Linked DNA regions of Homo sapiens: region 2 is linked to region 1. A link is an interaction called in ENCODE POLR2A ChIA-PET data of the cell type or tissue named here. Cell type or tissue: PC-9. All regions are shown on one strand.

Region 1 (2,500 bases):
CCCTTTCCGTCTGCCCAGCTTGCACTCTCCCGTGTTAGGTGTCGCCCAGAGAGGGGCGCAGTCCCTGCAAACTCAGTGGGGTGAGCGAGTGAGGGGCTATAGCATGTCCCACGTGGGACCCAGAGAGAGCAGCCTGCTTGCCAACACTCCCAGCACCACCCACCTGATGGCCTGTGAACAGACTCAGATGCCCTCACCGTGGCATTCAAGGCTCTTCCAGCCTCCCTCGACCTTCCTGTCCAGCCTCCAGGGCTGCAGCTCACCTCCACCTGTACACCCTCGGTCTGGCCAAGCCAGCAGGATGGCGTGCTGGCCTCCCTGCCCCTGCTTGTGTTGGGGGCCCCTGCCCGGGCACTCTTCCCCTGGGGCCCTGCCTTCCCCAGCAGGCTCCCCACCCTCTGGCTGGCCTCCTCTTGGAAGTCATCTTCCCTGCCTTGAATGAGCTCCCTAGCCTGGTTGCCAGGCTTCTCCCACGACCTGTGTGTCCTCCATGGCCCAAGGGGCAAAGAGTCCTGGGCTTCCTTGTGTGGCTGCCAAGCGGTCCAGAGCCAACAGAGAGAGGCAGGTTACACCGGGAACACCTGCCACTGTGCCCCCACCCTGCCTATGAGGATGGAAGTCACCATCCCATTTTACAGATTGGAGACTAAGGGATGAAGAGGGGATGGAGAAGGGGATGGAGAGGGGCAGGTAACATGGGGAACACCAGCCACCATGCTCCCGCCCTGCCCATGAGGATGGACACTACCATCCCATTTTACAGATTGGAGACTAAGGCTCAGACAGGTGAGTAACCCACGTGAAGCCACACACCTGGGGTCCTCTGTCTGTCACAGAGCAGTGCTTCCTGCTAGCATGATGCAGAGAGGTGTGTGGTATAATGCCGGGTAACTCGAGGGACGAGGGCTCTGCATCCGCAGCACTCACTGTGAGGCTTGGGGTCCCTCCAGGACTGGAAGTGGAGGCCTCAGCATCTGCCTCTGGGCAGGGCCCTGCCCCCAGCTCAGCACCCCCATGCAGGCTGGAAGAATCAGGGCATTGTTCACAGGACAGAGGGGCCACCTGTCCCCACCCACCACTCCCTGCCCTTATGAGTCACTGCTCCAAAGAGAGGGGGTGTCACAGCCCCAGACCCGTTTGTCCAGCTGCCTGGGAGAGGCAGGGTACCACAGAGGAGCTGGCATCCCGAGAAAGGGTGAGTGTTGACTGCCACCACCGTCCCACCCTGGGGAACAGGCCTTTTGGCTGTGGGTGGGAGGTAGGCGAGGGCTGCAGGAGGGTGATAAGGCCTTTTCCTCGAGTGGGACCAGATCAGCCCACAGCAGAACAGGTTCTCCCAGAAGAGAAGGGAGAGCACATGCCCAGGCTCCATGGACTTCCGGTTCTCCCCTCCCTTCGCACCCCCACAATGAGGTCACGACGGGGTCAGTGTGGCCCTACCCTGGTGGCTGCACCAAGACATGGGGCAAGGATGTGGTGGCCCTTCCCGCTCCCTGTGGCTCTGCTGCAAGGACTTCTTGGGGTGGACTGAGGAGGCTTGGAGGCCAGATGGCCTGGGCCCCTTCTGGGTGGGGAAGTCAGGGCCCCTTTAGAATGGCTGGCCCAGTGTGAGGCTAGAGGGTGGTCACTGGCCACGTCTGGGGGTGGAGGTGAGTGCAGATGTTTGGACAGTGCCTGAGGCCCCTGGGGCCAGGGGAGGGCCCCTTGCTCCAACACCCTCCAGCTACTGAGGCACAAGTCATGCCTCTGTTCTGTGGGACATTCAGATGTCCCAAGAGCCCCTAGGGGAAAGCCACAGGCATTGCCCAACTCTTCCTGACACTCACAAGCCCAACATCAGAAACAAGCATCTCAGGCCAACCCAGCCTGTCTGAACTGGGGCAGAACCATCAACCACCAGGACCGCCCTAGCTAAACCAAGCAGCCCATTCCACCCAACCCAACACCAGAGGCCCCATCCCCACCACATCACCCTGATGGCTCCATCCCCCCAACTCAGCCCCCATGATCCAATCCCACCCAGCTCAGTCCCTGATGGCCCCATCTCACCCAACTCAGCCCCAATGGCCCCATCCCACCAGCTCAGATCCCATGATCCAATGCCACCCAGCTCAGCCCTCAATGATCCCATCCCACCAGCTCAGCCCCTGATGGCCCCATCCCACCAGCTCAGCCTCCCGTGGTCCCATCCCACCAGCTCAGCCTTCCATGGTCCCATCCCACCAGCACAGCCCCCTGTGGTGTCATCCCACCAGCTCAGCCCCCGATGGCCCCCTCCCAACAGCTCAGCCCCTGATGGCCCCCTCCCAACAGCTCAGCCCCCTGTGGTCCCATCCTACCTAACTCAGCCCTGATGGTCCCATCCTACCAGCTCAGCCCTGATCACTCATCCCACCCAGCCCAGCCCCAGCTCCTCAGCTCAGCCTTTCTCAGTGTATCCCTCTCCACCGCAAGCTTCAACACTCCAGTTCTGGAGCAGGGGGCTTCAGGATTCAGGCCC
Region 2 (2,500 bases), 560 kb after region 1:
TGCGGTGGAATACGGTTCAGCCGTGAAAAGGAGAGGCTGGCCCAGGCTGCTCCATGGGGGAAGCTGGGGACACTGTGCAGAGTGAGGCAGGTGGACACAGAGGACAAAGGCAGGAGGGGCCACTCGTGTGCTGCCCCTGGAGTCATGAAACCCGCAGAGACGGAGTGTGGACGGTGGGCGCCAGGGGCTGGCAGAGGGGATGGTGAGCTGGTGTTGCATGGGGACAGGGTTTCAGCTTGGGAATGTGAGAACGTTCTGGAGATGGAGGGCGGAGACAGCTGCACAGCGACGTGAACGGAGCTGGCCCGTTTTGCCACCTGTCACCCCTCATGGCTGAGGCCCCCAGGTGGCTCCTCAGAGCGCGAGGGCTGTGGTGGAGGCTGGAACCCGCCTTCTCCCTTTGTTCTTTGTGACGGTTTCTTTAACTCAGGGCACACCTCGGGCTTCTGCCTGGCCCTGTACCTGGGTGGGGGCAGGGGGTCTCCCAGATCTCAGCGTAGCTCCCCGCTCACTTCCGGGACTCCAGAGCCTGTGCTCCCCCCACCCACCCCACCGACGTCACTTCCAAAGCTGAAGGTTCCGAGGTCTCTGGGGTCTCCAAGCTCTCTTTCACATCCAGGCCGGTAGACCCGCTGCAGCACGGCACGGTGGGAGGGGTGGGCGGGGATGCCTGGGCCAGTGGGCCTTGAGGATGGTCTGGAGGGTGGGCCAGAGTCCCCACCCCTGGGCTCGTGGCTGTGACTGCACCCAGGCCCCAGCCAGACCCCTCTCCCCGGCCTTCCTGCCTGCTCCAGGCCAGGCTGGGCAAATGGGGGGCTACCGGCCGCTGTGGCGCCTCGTTCCTCGCACTGGCAGGAGGGGTGTGCCTGCTGCCCGGGCCTCTGCTGCAGACGTCCCCCCGACGCACCCGCCCAGGTCTCCCACCTTAGCCAAGCCCTCGTGACATCCCCCCTCCCTGCCCGCGGCTCCAGCTCACAAGCCGATGCCCACCTGGGTGCTGGGGCCAAGCCTAGTGTCTCCCCTGCTGGCCCCCACTGCCTGTCCCCTGCCCTCCCTGACCACGGCCGGTGCCCGCGGCCTTCATGGGGGCTGGCGGCCCACTGGGGAGCAGCCCCCTCACCCCCAGCTCGAGTGGGCCGGGCACCTCTGCATCAGCGAGATAGCGTTTTCTCCATGGCAGAGCTGGGACCCTCAGGCAGCTCCTCTGTCCCCGCTCAGTGCCTGTGGTCCAACCCTCCCCGCCTCCACCCTGGAACAGCCTCGCCCGCCAGTGGCCGCTGGCACACAGTGACACCAAACAAGTGGGGGCCCCGACTTTGCCCTCGTCCCTCCCACTAGGCACCTCCCCGGGCAGAGGGCCCATTGGGAACTGGGCTGGGTCCGGGGCAGGGGTCCGAGGTGGACGTCAAGGCCACAGCTATTGAGACATCCCGGATGCGGCCCTGGGAGTCGGGCCTGTTTGCTCAGCGTGTTTGAAGAGTTCACCTCTTCACAGTTGAAGGCGCTGAAAACAGAAGATAAAGGAAGGAAAGGGACACAGCCGGTTCCTGCCGGGAAGGGGGGCCAGGCACAGCCTCCTGGAGCGCAGAGGAGCCTCCCACCTCGGACGTGCCAGGAACTTGCCCTGCGGCTCTGACGGAGTCTGAGCCAGGCCCAGCCCTGGGTGGGTCACTGTCCCTCATTCTGGCCAGGGGGCAGTGGAGACAAAGGGGCGGCCTAGACCACACAGAACCCGAGGGGGGTTAATCCTGCCATGAATGGGGACCCGTCCAGGACCCCACAGACCCCTTCAGAGGCCGTCCAGGCACCAGTGATCAGGGCCACCATCTGCTGTCACCAGCTGCCCCAAGCCCAGCCCCTCAGCCCTGGGGGACACCTGGAGGGCTTGGCCACCGCAAAGAGTCGTCACTGGGGCTGGGGTCCCCACGTGGCTCAGCCCTCCCCTCCCCCGACCACAGCGGTGCAGGTTTGAGCCAGGCCCCAGTGTCCATCAGCCACCAGGCACTGAGCCGGGCCCCAGGGTCCATCAGCTCCCAGGCACTGAGCTGGGCCCCAGCTCCACGCTGGACACCTGGGGTGTCAGGCACAGCCCAGGGGGTCACAAAGCAGGGATGGGCTCTTGGTCTGCTCAGAGCCAGGCCCCAGGATGTGTACTCAGAGCCAGGCCCCAGGCTGTGCTGGGGATAGGGAGTGGTAGCTGTGTGGGACCCTCCACCTCGGCAGCCTCCTGCTCCCTGGCACGGGGGCCCCCCAACTCCTGGGGTGGAGGCCTTACCAGGCCAGACGCACGCTCCTGGGGGCTCACCTGCTGATGGGCCGAGGGTCCCATCGTGTGACCAAGCGGGACAGGTCCAGGGCTGGGTGGGCCCAGCAGGAAGGTGTTCCAGGCCTCGGGGACCTGGGCAGGTGACGGGCTGCTTGCTCCTGGGTGTTGGGATGGCCAGGCCCCTGTCCCCTGGCCCAGTACACCTGGGGAGATGTCCAGCAAGGCCCGGGGGTC

What was found. Peaks named below come from ENCODE experiments on the same cell type or tissue, not always from the same donor. Only the 100,000 strongest peaks of a DNase experiment are listed, where the experiment ranks them.
Region 2: POLR2A ChIA-PET joins it to region 1 with 10 read pairs; 1 of 35 experiments calls an interaction of 5 or more read pairs at or near these places.

The regions. Positions count from the first base shown.
Region 1 is chr11:1,777,220-1,779,719 of GRCh38, reverse strand. It overlaps LOC105376517 (a long non-coding RNA gene), which reads left to right and starts at 1,140. Exons shown (of 4, transcript XR_002957212.2): 1 at 1,140-1,195. LOC124902610 (a long non-coding RNA gene) reads right to left here and starts at 997. Exons shown (of 3, transcript XR_007062550.1): 1 at 814-997. In PC-9, no CTCF peak of the experiment used is centred here; a DNase peak (open chromatin) is centred at 1,119; H3K27ac peaks cover 1,115 bases.
Region 2 is chr11:1,218,994-1,221,493 of GRCh38, reverse strand. No RefSeq gene overlaps it. Among named protein-coding and RNA genes, the nearest start is that of MUC5B, 2.8 kb to the left of the region's middle. In PC-9, no CTCF peak of the experiment used is centred here; a DNase peak (open chromatin) is centred at 1,513; H3K27ac peaks cover 1,279 bases.